Regions from separate parts of the Mus musculus genome. Here region 1 is linked to region 2. The links are chromatin loops, found by intact Hi-C in ENCODE. Cell type or tissue: left cerebral cortex. All regions are shown on one strand. Region 1 overlaps Gpat4 (glycerol-3-phosphate acyltransferase 4). Region 2 holds the start of Gins4 (GINS complex subunit 4 (Sld5 homolog)).

Evidence for each region. Peaks named below come from ENCODE experiments on the same cell type or tissue, not always from the same donor. Only the 100,000 strongest peaks of a DNase experiment are listed, where the experiment ranks them.
Region 1: a loop joins it to region 2, with 7 times the contacts of the local background. A loop is called at or near these places in 33 of 42 quality-filtered maps.

What each region holds. Positions count from the first base shown.
Region 1 is chr8:23,176,346-23,184,345 of GRCm38, forward strand. It overlaps Gpat4 (glycerol-3-phosphate acyltransferase 4), which reads right to left. Exons shown (of 13, transcript NM_018743.4): 4 at 6,318-6,618; 5 at 5,428-5,502; 6 at 4,515-4,604; 7 at 4,288-4,381; 8 at 3,756-3,871; 9 at 3,424-3,479; 10 at 3,070-3,155. Among named protein-coding and RNA genes, the nearest start is that of Gm30306, 11 kb to the left of the region's middle. In left cerebral cortex, a CTCF peak has its summit at 3,757 (motif pointing right); DNase peaks (open chromatin) are centred at 318, 2,944, 3,771 and 5,772.
Region 2 is chr8:23,234,738-23,242,737 of GRCm38, forward strand. Gins4 (GINS complex subunit 4 (Sld5 homolog)) reads right to left here and starts at 2,931. Exons shown (of 8, transcript NM_024240.6): 1 at 2,733-2,931; 2 at 2,243-2,362; 3 at 17-103. The coding sequence starts at 2,338. Golga7 (golgi autoantigen, golgin subfamily a, 7) reads right to left here. Exons shown (of 5, transcript NM_020585.2): 5 at 6,589-7,894. Gm39141 (a long non-coding RNA gene) reads left to right here and starts at 3,043. Exons shown (of 3, transcript XR_870246.2): 1 at 3,043-3,131. In left cerebral cortex, CTCF peaks have their summits at 3,138 and 4,368 (motif pointing left); a DNase peak (open chromatin) is centred at 3,071; H3K4me3 peaks cover 857 bases; H3K27ac peaks cover 657 bases.

The sequences.
Region 1 (8,000 bases), 58 kb before region 2:
ATATATTTACACTTTCAACAAAGTGAATCTGTTTGGGCAGAAAACTCTGCTAATTAAATCATCAGTATACATTTGCAAATGGGTCCATAGCCTTTAGTGTCCTCAGGTCTCAATGAGGGCAGGCACATGAGATACTTGGGTTTGTCAATGACTTTAATGAGGGAAAGGCTGTTTCTAATGTGTGCTGTGAGAAGTGTGACTGCAGCTATCAAAGCATTAAATTGCAGTAATCTCAGGGTAGGAACGCGTGGTAGGGGGAGGGATCTGAGAAGTGACAGGAAGAGCTGGATCCTGGGAAGGCTGCTGGCTCACAAGCATGGGCGGCTGCTCCCCAGTGTCTGACGAGACAGACAAGGAGGAGCAGTGACTGCAGAGCCACAGAGCAGAGGAGGAGGACTCCAAGCTCTCCACAGAGCAAGGCACACACTGCTTTCCCTGAAGCATACTGTCATGGAGATCACATGCTAGCAGATGGGGTTTAACTGTCCAGGCTTTTAGTCTTTCCTAAAAAAACTAGAAATAGAGACAACAATAGAAACTAAAACTTCATGTCTGAATGAATGCACCTTAAATACTACTAAGAGGAGCTGGAGAGATGACTCAGCAGTTAAAGAGCACTGGCTGTTCTTCCAGAGGTCCTGGGTTCAATTCCCAGCACCTATATGTCAGCTTACAGCCATCTGTACCTGGTTCCAGGGGTTACTTTCTTCTGGCTTCCTTGGGTACCAGGCACAAAGTTAAGAGCATTGGCTGCTCTTCCAGAGGTCACAGGTTCAATTCCTAGCACCCACATGGCAGCTCACAACTGTCTGTAACTCCAATTCCTGGGGATCAACACCCTCACACAGAAATACATACAAGCAAAACTCCAGTGCTCATAAAGTAAAAAATATATAAATAATTTAAAAGGTAGCAATAGTAATTTTTTGGTGCCAGTAAAAACAAGGAAGAATAAAAATTTAAAACAAACAAACACACAAAAAAAAAAAACAAAACAAAAATTTAAAACTAGTCTATGGCACATGATTGCAAAGACAGTACAGCCAGCCAAACATGGTCATCCTAGCGACCTGGAAAGCAGGGTGTTTACGAGCCTGAGACCAGCCTGTGTAACACATGGAGACCCTGTTTCAAAACTGCAAAACTGACTCTTTTGCTATAAATACATGAGTAGAAGTTGTGTTAGAACAAGAGATGACCCCCTCTATTGAGGACTGATTCTCTTTCCATGCCAGGCAGACACCACAGCAAAGAAAACCAAAACAAAGTTCAAAATATGGACATTCTCAAAATCATCGGATAGTGACTTAATCTTGGGAGAAATGAGGTAAGGGCCCTGGCACTGACCCAGGCACCTACGTTCAGACACCAGGAGAGCCTTCACAGACACTAGAGACTCTTTGCAGTCAGAAGACTGTCACAGAACAGAATGGGGTTACATCCATTCTACTCTGTGGAGTTGTAGCACTCTCGAAATTCCATGTTTTACACTGGATGAAAACCACAATCCATAGCAGAGGGCCTCCAGTATGACCTCGTGTCGCCCATGGCCACGATAAAATGACAAACCAGAATTGGCCTAGCAAATCTTTTAGCCACCCCCTGGTGATGCTACAGGGGCTGACACAGTGATGAAGAAAGGGCTGGCAGATCACTAAACACTGTTAGCAGAGTCCCTGGCCTTTGCCCACCCACCTGCACTGGGCTGGACTGCAGATGGCACTGGTGGAGTGGTGGCTGTTCTTGGTTACCAACTTGACAACACCTGCAGTTAACCAAAACTAAGGGGCTAGGTACTGCTGCTTGTGAGGAATTTTTTTTTTTCCTTGATTGAACCATTTGAAGTAGGAAGATCTACTTTTAATCTGGGCTATTCCTTCAGCTGGCAGCCTCTATAAAGGACTTGGAAGAAGGAAACTCGCTCCTTTTGCCTGCTTTCTGTCACTGTCACTGACGTTAGAACCTACTTCTTCATGATTCTGGCACATACTGAAGACATCAGCTAAGACACCAGCCTTGTGGACTGAACAATTACTGGATTCCTGGGCTTCTGCTGGGAGCAGCCATTGTTAGACTCGTTGGCCCACAGCCTGTGAGCTCCTCTGACGAACCTCACAAAGACTCATTCTATCAGTTCTGCTACTCTAGAGACCCTGCCTAACACAGGTGCCATGTAGTCTTCATCTCTACATTCACAGCAGATCCTGCTAAAGACTACTCTTTGGCACATCATGCAACACCTGTGGCTAGGCCACCCAGGCCTGTCCGTCGGTCAGTCCAGGCCTGTCCGTCAGTCAGTCCGCAGCCAGTGTTCAGTTACTAGCAGGCCTGGTATTCTGCTTTGTTGGTAGAGGGTGTTGCCTGACTACCCAGGAGTTATACTGGCAAGTGGAAAACCAACTGGGACACATTTCTACAACACTCTGCTGACAACAGACACCAAAAGGGCTGGGGCTACACTGAGTTGTTTGAAACTGATCATCTTGCTCTAAAAAGTCAGCTTAGGTAGGCTGACATTGCTGAAAACAGCCTATTTGGGGAGTAATACCATGAAGTCCAGATTCCTTCAGAAATAATACACATATGTACAAGGATATAAGGGGGGGGGTGAGGGGACTGAGAGATACAGGGAAGCTGATTGGCTGAAGCATCCCATGTCTCCAAGGAGTCTAAGCAGTTGGTTAGAAGGACACGTTTCTTCCTGGAGTGTGGACACTGAGTGGAAAGTGGGAGGAGTGTGACAAGGACCCACCCATCTCTCCTTACCCCCAGCTGACCATCCTGCACTGCTCCTGGCAGCCAGCTTGCCTGTGCCACCAGTGCCTAGAACTCCAGAAGTCTCTGAAGGACTCGGGGACACAGCCACAGAGCTTAATAAACGTCTGTGTGCTGAGCCTGGCAGCTGCTCTTCTGATCCGTCCCCCATCCCTATGCATCACCCCACCCTCCTCTTCACTGCTCTGCCACATGGCCTGGCAGTGCTGGCGGAGGGAGGGGCATAGCTGATTAGTTCACAGGTCCCACCTCCCTCCCGCCTGGGCACTGCAGCTGGCCTCTGAGGTCTGGTACCTTGATAGCCACAGGGTAAACAGTGGCTCCAATTTCAAAGCTTCCCTTCTTGAACATCATCACTGATGTGTTATTGATGCAGGTTCCTGAAACACAGGCAAGAAAAAACACGTCCTTTCTGCACTTTACCCAGTGTTTCTGTAGCATTAAAAATAGTCCTCAAACAGCATACAGCTGCCGTCACCCCAAACCATGAGTGCACACTTAAGGGAGGTCCACAGCATGCAGTTACTCATCCCTTGTCTCCTGCCTCAGGCCACCACCGCAGCGGCCGGAAAGCTCCGGGCATCACGTTTGTACGCTCTCCCACACAGAGGCACACCACTTCACCCGCCCCCGCCCAGGCCACTCTACCTTCTGGGAAGATGAGGATGGGCAGCTTGCTTTTATCCTGGACATGCTCAGTCAGCCTTTAGGATAAAGAAATAAGAGGAAGTGTCAAGGACGTTGTCAGTTGCAAATAGCAATAAGTCTTTTTGGCTTGCAGTCATTGTCTCTCAGTGATGGACCATTTGCCCCACCTGGCACCACCCAAAACAAACTCCCCCACAAAAATCACAGTTCCAAATTTGTTTATTGGGAATGATATCATGAAAACATAACATACTTGGTAAATCATTTATTATGAGAACTGTACAGGCTCAGTGTAAAGGAATAACAACTCCCAAAATACTTTCTGCCTTTACCTCTTAGCCACCAGGTGGCGATCTTTCACCTCAGAACGCTCAAACCAGACATGGGGGCAGGCTTTCACCATTGCTCTCTGAATCACACCCATAAGGCCCCCGTGAACCTGTCCCACCTAATATCAGACAGAGAGGAATAATCAGTAGTGAAGCTACACTCACACAAACATCCGCACTTGGGGAGGACCCTGATCCCATAAAACAAATACCCCAGTCTCTGTTCCACTCTTTAGACCCCTGGTTGTGAGTCCCCCACAAGCAGCAGCAGTACCAGAAGCTACCCCAGTTACCCACAGAAAGCTGAGCAACACTATGAAATAGACCTCTCCCTTCAGGGTCTCAAGACTCCCCCTCCCTTTCCTCATCAGCAGTCTAAGGACGCGACCCGCTCTCCAGCCATACTCTCAACCACTCAACAGCTTCTAGGGTGACTCTAAGCTGGAACCTGCATACAACTTAATCAAGGAAGTTTCATGTGGGGCGCCTAGAGATTGTCTAGTCCTGATCAGAAAACCAGACACAAGCTGTATACCATGGCGTAGTAGCCGTCGCTGGCCAAGATGATCACATCAATGGGGGATGTATGGTTAGCCACACAGATGCCACCATTTCTTGGTCTGTTTTTCCTGAGTATAAAATATATGAAAAGCAATAAAAAAACAACATGAATTAATGTGTTTGGAATATACCTCTCACTGCAAAAGCATCAGCAGCCAAATGTGACCGAGTCTCCGTCCAGTTAATTAAAAGTCCCCTCACCTGTTGTGGTACGTAATGATGGCCGTCAGGGCTCGCACACAGATACGGTAGCACATTAAGTGAACGTGTTTACTCAAAAACTCCTTAAATCTGAAACAACATGACAGCTGAGGAGTTCATGTGTTATAAACAGTGCACAGAGTACTTGTAGGATGTGAGCATTCATGGCAAAACTTGCAAATGTTATTATTTAGCATCTTTATAGCTACACACAAGCAGAGACAGGACGAAACTTGATGGCGTTCACCAGCTGATGGTTGAAAACTAAAGGCCTAGAATCCCCAGCACGGCCAGGGTTTTTCAGACTCCTGTCCCTCACTCACCACCCACCACCCATACCAGGTCCCCTCTCTTTACCAGCCCCAGCAGAATAGATGTCTATAGACCCATTATTCCCTAAGAGTTTCCTTAAGGGAGGTGGGTGGAAGGGAAACCTACTCTCACTCTAGGTCATCTGTCCACTTATGGAGCTAGCAGAACCCAGCAGTTAACATCTTAAAGACTGGGGTGCAGCAGCAAAAGAGAGCCTGCCAGCACACAGAGCCCTGGTTTTCATCTCCAGCAAAAAAAAAAAAAAAAAAAAAAAAAAAAAAACCAAAAAACAAAAAAACAAAAACAAAAAAAAACAAAACAAAACAAAAAACCCCACACTATAAAAACCTGTTAATACCTAAGCCTGGTGTCTTTTATGGTAACTGCCTTTCTTTTCTCAAAAATGGGAAGGCAGTGAGAGTTGAATTCCAAAAATTAGTACACACAGCTACTATATCATATTAATTAGAAAACAAAAGCCATCACTGCAGACCCACTGCACTCAGGGTTATTCTAAGGCCCTTAGACTCAGGCCTGAGGTGGGTTTAAAGCGGTGGCTGCCTCCATGACACGTGCCGGTGCCTGCACCCACCCCACTCACCTCCCATTTGGCAGGTATCCAACCATAGTAGTTCCCACTACCAAGAGGCCAATCCCCGTGAATGCCAGCGCAATCCTGTAAGACAGAACATATCAAACCCAACAGTTATCAGTGCATAGTGCAGATGAAGGCAGGAATCACGAAGAACATATGTAGGACCTGCCAAGGGCATCCCAGGCTGTGAGAGAATGGCAATTCCAAGCAGACAGTGAACAGTGTGTGTGGGGTGTGGGGTGTGTGGGGGCTGCACTGTCCCTTCAGAATTAGGCAGGTGCCACAGCCAACACGTGTCTGGTCTCCCTTAGGCTAAATACCCTGGCAAAAGTAAAAGCTCTCTGTGAAAGGGGGTGGAGTTGGAAGGTGCCAGCATCTGGCAAGACAGACTGAGCAGGGCTCAGAGAAGCAGAGATCAATGCTGCTTCTGTGCCAGGCAGGCAAGTTTCAGGAAAGGCTATGCCCAGGAAGGAGGGACGGGAAGCAGATCCTGTTCTCTGTCCAGCTCAGTCCCCCAGCTAGCAATGGTCTTTAAGAAATCCTACTCCGAGCTGGGGTGTAGTTCCTGGTGCACACCTTTTAATCTCAGGACTTAGGAGGCAGAGAGGCAGGCACATCTCTCTGATTCCAGGACAGCCAGGGCTACACAGTGAGACCCCGTCTCAAAAAATAAAGTAAAAGTAGAAGAAAAAGCAAAAGAAAAGAAAGGAAGCTATTTCAGTCTGACATGTAAAGAATGTAAGAGACGGTGCCCAGTGCGCCCTTCCAAGGGTGAAAGGGACTAGCCGTGGGGAGAAACACTACCCTCCTTTACAAACGGGAATCACGGCAGTGAGGCAGATAAGCCGTGCACAGAGGTAGGGCGCCGGCATCCGGCCTCCAAGGCCCAGCCTCACCTGAGTGGCAGGAGGAAGCAATACCGAATCAGCACTCCTAAGCCCCAGAGGATGGTAAGCCGCAGGCTTATGTATTGGAAGTTGTAATTGGTTCTGCTCAGCAAGTTCCAGGACTCCAGCTCCTCTGCCGAGAATCTCTTTGTCACTTCATCATCCATGATAGTCTCCATTCCTTTCCGGCAAAAGTAGAAGATGTCAGAGAGCTCGAACTCGGGTGTCTTATCCAGAGCTTTACTACTACCACTTCGACGAATTTCTTTGATTTCTTCTTCCAGAGAAGTGGGATCTTTTGCAATGATTCCTGAAAACAAATAAAACAAATGAAGAACAACAAAAAGAACCCAAAACCAAAAAACAAACAAAACAAACAAACAAAAAACCAACCCCAAACAATATCCATAGTCAGGTGGCAAGCTACAAGGGAACATGTCTATAGACTGTGCTCTGTGTTTGACAGGACAAAGGATACAGGTGCCATGGCTGAGACTTAATACACTCTCTCCAGAGTTTCATGAGCAGAAAGAGGTGGCCCCCACTTCAACAGTGCTGAGATGTGCTGAGGCTTTAAGCGGTTAGGTTCTACCATGTTTCAGTATCGAATCTTCCACTTAGCCTCACACTAGCAACACTATTTAAACTAAGTGCGTCACTTATACACACAAAAGGCATGAATGTGGGAAAGAGATTTATTGGAAAGAAGGATTTCAGCAGAAGAAAGGGAGATGAGACAGGGAAGTAGGGAGGAAAGGTCAAAATTCACTGTATATTAATGAAAGTATCAAGGAATAAAAGCCAACAGGTGTGGTAGCAAACGCCTGAATCCCAATACTCAGGAGGCATAAGCAATTAAATCTCTCTGAGTTTGAGGCCAGCCAGGGCTACAAAGGCAGACCCTGTTGTCAAGAAAACAACACTTGACAAGAGTGTAAGACTAGCCCATGGGATTAGGTCATGGGACCCATGTTCCCAAGTAGAGAAGCACTGTCCTTGCTCTGATTGGGTGGGTTCTGTGGGGTCATTTACTCCCACATCAGATTGGGATTTTGGTGGGCTTCTGTTTGCTTGCTTTGCTTGTTCTCTCGTTTGTTTGAGACAAGCTCTCAGTAGCAGTAGCTGGCATTGAGCTCACTACGCAGCTAAGGATGCCTTTGAATTCCTTGTCCTCTACTGCCATCTCCCATCTGTTGGGACCACAGGCATGTGCCACTGTGCCCAGCTCTTTAAATCGGGTTGTGTGTAAAAAACAAGCCAGACACCTTCCTATTGTCTTGGGGCACTCCTTGACACTGGAACCAACTTTCCCCTCCCTCCTGCCTTTTACACACTCCTACCAAGTGCTGTCATTTGCCAGACAGCAGTGTAGCCAAGGGGCCCTCACCAATGGGAGTCTACTTCTACCCAGGTTTTCTTCTCTCTTGTGTTTGTGAGAGGGGGAAAGTGAGAGGAGTGAGAGAGAGAGAGAGAGAGAGAGAGACTAAGTGTGTGTGCGCGCATGCAAGAGTCAGGGAGAGGTGCCTTTCCCTATCACTCTCCACCACAACACACCTTTCCTAGGGTCACACTGAACCTGAGGTCAGGTGACCGCTAGACTGGCTAGCCTTTAAGCTCTGGAGTTGCCTGTCTCCACCCATCAGCCCTGGGATTTTACAGGGGTATGGCACTGAACATAGGTTTTCACGGGTC
Region 2 (8,000 bases):
GACAAGTTACTCTTACCATGTGCTCAAGCTGTTCCATGACGCATTCGACAATCTCAGCCTTGCTTTCCAGGAGCTCAGGGGCAAACTTTTCATTCATCCAGGCCTAAAAAGCAATACAGGAGAAATGAGTGATCCTCACAATGGAGCAAAGCACACTAGAGACAGCTCCCAGGCCCATGAAAGCTGCAGGTGTCTCACGTAGAAGGCTCTCTGCTGGACGAATACTCTGGGGACAGCTCATGATGTATGGCAGCCTTCCCATCTCTTCTCTTAGGAAGGGGCTTTTATTCAACCTAAGATTATTTGACTTACTTCTTTCATCACTATGGTAAGTTCTCAGTAATGCCACATGATACACGAGCCTTACCTGTCATCTAAGAGCATCAACTGGAACACCTTTCTACTTCCTTACCGATCCCGGCACCATCAAGTTTCTTCCTTCTTTCTCCTTTTCTGAGACAGCACACTGTGTAGTCTGGCCTGGAACTGGCTATGCAGAGCAGACTGGCCGCCCGCCACCCCTGACTTACACTTACTCTTTCTAAATACTTTCTTTTGTTGTTGCTACTGTATCTTTAGAAAAAGTGAGGGCGCTAATACAAAGTCACCAGGATGGGACCTGACTCGGTGACTGGCGTCCTTTTCAGAAAACAAAATGTTACCACAGACACAGCCAAGAGAGAAGAACAAGCGAAGACACCGGAGACAGCCACCACAGGCCAAGGAGAGACCAGCCAGCCAGGACACTGACCTCAGCCTCTTACACACAGTAAAACCCTGGGGAAGCCACTCATCTGTTTGATTATACAGTCCAACCAAACAAACACAATCACCGAAATGAGAAACTCTGCACTGTAAGAAAGACCCAATGAACCTTTTATTTTTTTAAAGTTTAGTCAAAGTACAATTACATCATCCCCTCTTCCTCTCCTCCCTCCAATGCCAACCATATCCCCCGACTCCATCTCAAAATTCATGGCCTCTTTTAAATTATTGTTACCTATATATACAAATAAATGCATAGATAGAACCTGCTGGATTCATGCGGTGTTGCTCGTCTGTCTGTTTTCAGGGATGGCCATTTGGCACTGGATAACCATTTAGGGACCTCATCCCGAGGAAGACTAATAATCTTCCTCTCTCAGCTGTCGTTATTCGTCTGCAGCTCACTTAGGGGTGGGGCCTTGTGAGGTTCCCCATCCGTGTTGGAATGCCATTGTCATTCATTGTTTGGGTCCTGTCTAAGCAGCAATATTCCTGAGCTCTCATGGGCACAGCCTCCCTGACATATAGAGAGGATAACCCTGCAGCAGATGTCCTGGTCCTCTGTCTCTTCCTGCTCTCTCTTCTTTGGCGTTCCCTGAGCCTTGGTTGTAGGGGCTATGTTGTAGAGGTATCCACTGGAGGTGGGTACCCATGGTCAACTGTCCTCTAAAGAACACTCAATAGTATACGCCATGAATGTCCCAGAACTTATAGGGCAACACAGTGCATGCTTTTACTGCCAGCACACAGAGGGCAGAGGCAGGTGAACTCTGAGAGTTCAAGACCGGCCAGTGATGCATAGTGAGGCCCTATCTCAAAAACAAACTTAAAACAAACAAACAAAAAGCAAAAACAAAACCTAAAAAACCCCAAGCATGTTCAGAATTCCTAAACTACCCGAGGTTCATGAGAAGATATTATTGAAGGAGGAGGAGGAGGAGGAGGAGGAGGAAAAGAAGGAGGAGGGGAAGAAGAAGAAGAAGAAGAAGAAGAAGGAGAAGGAGAAGGAGAAGGAGAAAGAAGGAGAAGGAGAAGAAGAAGAAGAAGACGACGACGACAACAACAACTATGCAAGAAATAATCACTGCTATTATGACCAAAAGGGATGGCAATTTCTTGTTAGAGCAGATATCTTCCAATGGGGGAGGAAACAGAGGAAGAGACTACTATAGAGAAATGGCATGCTTCTCTACAGATCACACACATCTTTACGTCCTCAAAATAGCACAGCAGAGCATTGCTTTGTGAAACATTCTACTACATGTGTCCAAAGCCTACTTTTACTAGCCATCCTTGAAGACTGACAAGATGAGACTCCTAAAGAAGGCCCTGCTTTCTGGCTTCCTATTTTTATGCAGATGTTACAAACACTGCTCTTTGGAAACAAATCTTCTGTTTCCTTATTTTCTGAGCCGTGGTACTGCACACCTGGAGTAAGTTAAGAGCTAAGAACACGGGACATATTTGGGGTGCTTACCTGCTCCAGCTTTTCAATGAGCTCTGCAGGAGTTAGGACCATCTCCTCACTACCCCCATCAGAGTCCTGTCCGTGGAGATCCAGAACCTCCGTCATCGTTTCTCAACCGGGAACCTACACCTGAAAAATAAACCAACACCCTGAAAAGCTTCTCCCACTTACTTGCAAGAAAAGGCATTTAGGGACAAGTTTATTGGGGCTGAAGGGGGTGCACTGGCCAGGGATGGCGAAATCAGAGACTGATTTTTCAGTGTTGGGTTTAGTCCCTTGGTCGGTTTCTCTCCTAATCTTTCCCGCTGCATGGGCCTGGACCTGGGCAGATACCACACTAAACCGCAATGCTCCTTGTCGTCGCCAGGAGCAGCGTTTTGCCTCAGTGGCCCAGGAGCCCATTCGGTTCAAATGAGAAAAGTGCATCGTGTCAAGTGCTCGGCACATCGCGTCCTCAGCTGCAACTGACCCGGGGTCGCTTGGACACTCCAGCGCTCACCTCGCAGTTGGCACTCAAAGCGGCTACACGGCTCAGGGATCCCTCTTCCCTTCTCTCCTAGCCGGCACGCTCGGGGGACACCACGGACTGAGGCTCCCCGAGCGGTGGGCGCCGGAGATCGCGCGGAAAGCCCGCGGCCCACAGACCCGACCAGCAGCGGTACAGCTCCCGCGCTCCTTTCCCCAAACACAGCGTCGACAGGAAAACGTCTCCGCGCTGCGGGAGCACTAACCAATCAGGCCCAGGGGAAAGCGGACACACGCCCCTTGGCCCCGCCTACCCCGGGGCGGGCTCTTGCCGAGCTATAGAACATACTTCCGGAAGGCGGGGAAGGAGGCCGGGAGTGAAGTGCCGGGTGGCACCGTCTCGGGACGGCCACGTGGGGGCGTTCGGCTCACAGTAAGGAAACCAGGCAGCGCCGTCTTGTGGCGAATCGGTACAGGGCCCAGTTCCTTCCTTCCTTTAACATTTACTGTGTGTGGGTTGGTTCCATTGCCAAACCTGTTCACAGATTCATATATGTGTGTTGAAACTACATTTAAGAGACTCACTCCATTGTCCTTCCTTTACATTTTTTTTTTGCGCAGAGTTGTTCTCTAATGTTATTTGAGTTGTTCTTTTTGGTGATGAAAGAATGCCTACTGACTTTCTAGGATTCTACCTTTTTAGTGAGTGTGAATGCAATATACGCATGTGGTACATGCTCAGGTCACGATCGCATAGCAAGTGCTGTTACCCACTGAGCCCCCTTAAGATTATTTTTATAGATATATTTCCTTATTTTCATGTATGTTAGTATGTGTGCTTGCACATGAGTGTGGTGCCAGCTGAGGACAGAAGAATGCACTGGATCCTGATGGAGCTCATAACATGTGGTTATGAGCTGTTCCACATGGGTACCGACAACCAAACTCCAGTCCTCTGGTTTAGAGCAAGTGCTCTAAACCAATGAGCTATCTATCTCTCCAGCCCCTAGCCCCTTATATTTTTTAAGTGCCAAACTTCCTAATTAGCTTCAGAGATGGAATCAGATTGCAAATTTTTATAGTTTTATATACCTATAAATTATGCATCCTGACATATTACTACTTGAAAGAGTAAGAAATAACAGAGGATTGAGCCGGGTGTGGTGGCACAGGCCTCTAAGCCCAGCACTTGGGAGGCAGAGGCAGGTGGATTTCTGAGTTTGAGGCCAGCCTGGTCTACAGAGTGAGTTCCAGGACAGCCAAGGCTACACAGAGAAACCCTATCTCGAAAAACAAAAACAAAACCACAACAACAACAAAAAGAAATAACAGGACTAATAGAAAGTTATGGAAATTTGAATTTGTGGTAGCCTAAAGATTCTTGGTATTATACCTATTTTTTAAATTAAAATGATTTGTATAGATGGGAGCGGGGGAATGTGGTGCAGTGGTACAGTACAATCTTAGCATTTAACCTGGGTCCAGTCCCCAGCAACTAAGTAAAACAAAATCTCTTTCTACAGTTTATCACTGACGTACAAAAAATTTTCATTATTTATTTTTATTTGATACAGGGCCTCATCATGTAACTCTGACGAACCTGGAACTTGTTATGTAGAGCAGATTAGCCTCAAACTCATAAAGATCCACCCACCTCTGCCTCCTGGTGGCGTAAACATTTTAATATTCATCTGCTAACAGGATGCTTATATTTTGTTCCACATATCATTAGATTGATATTTTATTATCAAATAAGCATGGAACAGATAAAATAAATTACATCTGTAGAGTAGCCCAGAGTGATAAGAAATTAGCTTAGTGAGGTTGGTTATGAAGTTGTATTTTCTGAGACAAGAACCAGAAACCAGAAGCCTTGGCTGTTTGGTGTATTACAGCAGATTCTGTAGGCAGCTGTCATTCTAGAAACTGCTCCATCACAAGCTTCCGGCGTGACCTACAGAGAGTCCTGTGACTGCTTGAACTCACCCTGGGTGTTTGTCTATGAGAGGGGCTTGTCTTTGACTTTTACAGAAAGCGAGTAATACAGCTTTACCCTCAACACTGGGCCCTTCTTTACTTTCACTCACTTGTAAGTCAGGAAAGTTACTTTCCACACCTCTCCTTTCCTTTCTTTCCCTCTCCTTCTTTGTCTTTAACATTTCTAGGGGCGACAATCACTGCGGACAAGGCAATTTACAGACACATGCAAGGTGGTTTGCTCTACAGCCTGCCTCCACAACCCCTGCTAATCTAACTATGTTGTCCTGGATGGCCTTGAACTCACAGAGATCCGCTGCTTCTACTGGAATTAGCCACCATACCCAACATACAAGTTGTTTCGTGGGAGCATTACCTAGACATTTTCAAACGTATAGAAAATAAAAAAAGCCACATATTACAAGTACAGGGAGCAGAGCGTAGCCCAGTACAGAGAGCCTGTCTGATACATCCAAGGCTCAGGTGTGATGCCTTGCACTAGTGGTGGCTTTCAGATACACTCCTTGAAACATCCATGCAAACAGGAACTGGAGTATGAGACTGGGTGAGCTGTACATGCTAATCTTTAACTGGAAAGCGGTTGCACGTTTGCAGTCTGAGTAAGTTCCTGGGCATTTGGTAGATGTCAGATTAGTAGTTACCGAGACATTTTGCATATGAATTTGGCTCATGTCTTTTTTTTTGTTGTTGTTTTTTTGTTTTTTTGGAGACAGGGTTTCTCTGTATAGCCCTGGCTGTCCTGGAGCTCACTTTGTAGCTTGAACTCAGAAATCCGCCTGCCTCTGCCTCCTGAGTGCTGGGATTAAAGGCGTGCCTATGAACTAGTCTGAAATGAGGTCAGAGAACACATGTGTGATCAAGAACCATATGCTAGCAGTCAGTGCGTCGTTTCTTAGGGCTCCTCTTTGCCTTTTCTTATGTATGTATGTATGTATGTATGTATGTATGTATGTATTTATTTTTTGGTTTTTCGAGACAGGGTTTCTCTGTAGCCCTGGCTGTCCTGGAACTCACTCTGTAGACCAGGCTGGCCTTGAACTCAGAAAGCCGCCTGCCTCTGCCTCCCAAGTGCTGGAATTAAAGGTGTGCACCACCACACCCGGCTTTGCCTTTTCTTAAAAAGAGAAAACCAACTGTAAGTGACAGTCCCCAAATGTCTCACTCTGTAGCAGTCTGCCCTTAAACTCAAGACCCGCCCTCCTATCCCAGGTGTGCCTAGCCACACCCAATTTCAGAAAATTCTTTAAAAAAACAAGGTGACTTATGAACCTGAAGATTTTATTATTTCTCCGTGCCAGGCCTCATACATGCTCAGCACTCTGCTGGAGTCACAGGTCAGAAGGTAACATCTTGGCAGGCCCAGGAAGCTCCACCTTGAGTGTCCAGAACCTCATCTTGGCCACATTCCAACTTGTGGGAGTTGGTTCTCTTCTTCCATCAAGTGGGTCTGGGGGAATGAACTGTGGGATGGGGCGTTGTGGCAAGTCTGTTTATCCACTGAGCCACCTCACCAGTCCCATTTTGTATTCTCGATAAATATCTACCTTATTTTTTAAAAGTCATCAGATGATCCAAGATACAGTAGTAATTCTGATAACTCTTTTCTAATGAAAACTATCTATTCATATTAAGTAAGGGTGGGTAAGATGCTACCAGGTAAAGTCTCCTGCCACCAAACTTGATTTGTGTTTGATCCCTGGTGTCCTCATGGTGGAAGGAAAGATATGATTCTGACCTCCATGTGCATGCATGGCATGTGCACACTCACACAGAGCACGCACATGCACGCACAGGCTAAATAAAAAAATTAAAAATGCTTAGATATGCTTTATCAGTTATTCCAATATTGTCATCCAAATAAGATGCCATAGCATTCCCTTTATCAAATCACATAGACTAAGACAAGAGAGGGTTTATTTAAGAAAAGTTTTACTAATGTGTTTATATCTTGGCGACATTATTGCAACAAGTTTAAAAGGCAGACAGACTAGAATAGGCTTTAAAGGAACAAATGAGCGTTATACAATTAAATTATTACACAGATCTAAGGGGTTTACTGAGTAACTACAAGGCCCAGAAAACAAATTAAATCTGAAAGATTAGATCCAGTATTAGCACCTACAGTATCTCCAAGTTCAACTGCTTCATTCATTCCTTATGTTTCCTAACTTCTCCCAAACACAGTGCTCTCAAATTCCTAAAAGAACATAAGAAATTCCGATACTAAGAGAGTATAGAGATAAAGAAGAGCTGAAAAAAATTAACTTTAACTTGAAGTTACACGGAAGCCAAAACTTACTTGAGTCAATCAAAAGATTTCTGTGCCCTGAATACTGTATGTGAGGCTATAAATCAGAGTTTAAAGTAGGTTACAAATTAGCAACATACTGTATTATTTCTACCAATTTTTTCTCCTAAGTTATACTTGTAACAAAACTAGAGTTAGGTGCTTAGGACACTTGCTTCTTCCACACCGGGCAGAGCTGGGGCAGGTGGAGCTGATGGCTGAGGGTCTGCTCATTGTGCTTACTTATCTGTGGAATGAACAAGCAACACACACAACATCTCCCCAACATCTCGAGGTAATGCACATTAACAGAACTGCTTTCAAAGAAACAACCGGAATTGCATAAATACTGCCTTAATAATAACTGCAACACTAAAACAAGTAACATATATTATTCTCTCAAGGAGCCTCTGAAATTGAACAGCAGAAACCAATCTGAAGATCTGAAGCACGTCAAGGCTGGTAGCTTGGGGACTCGGGCGGCGGGTCAGCCGGACCACAGGCACACACACCCTCAAAGCCTGCTACTAATCTGGGGGAGGGACTGAGCTAAGACATGACTTGTGGGATCATAAAGCCACCTAGGAAACTGACCCAAGGGACAAGGAGAACCAGTGACACTGGTATCTGGTAAGAAAACGACTCTGTCTTGGGCTGGCCAACTGCCTGTGTTTTAAATGGCTTTGAATTTATAAAGAGAATTGCTTCCTTTATTTTCTTGGAAACAAATCAAAAGATCACAGAGTCCTACACAACTGGGAGACAAAGTGGATGCTGAGTGACGAGCGGTCACTCCAGGTGTGGCACCGTGGCTCTGGCAGCAGAGACAAGAGAATAACGCTCTGGAGAGGAGGTAGGGACACTCTGCCATCGGCCAGTGGATAGACGAAGGTCCCAGCTGGAGGCAGGACCTGTAAGAAGGGAACAGCACACTTTAGAGAGGCCAAAAACCAAAACAAACCCGACCTACCCCAACCCTCTAAGACGTGTTACAAATGAGCTGTGCTGATACTGACT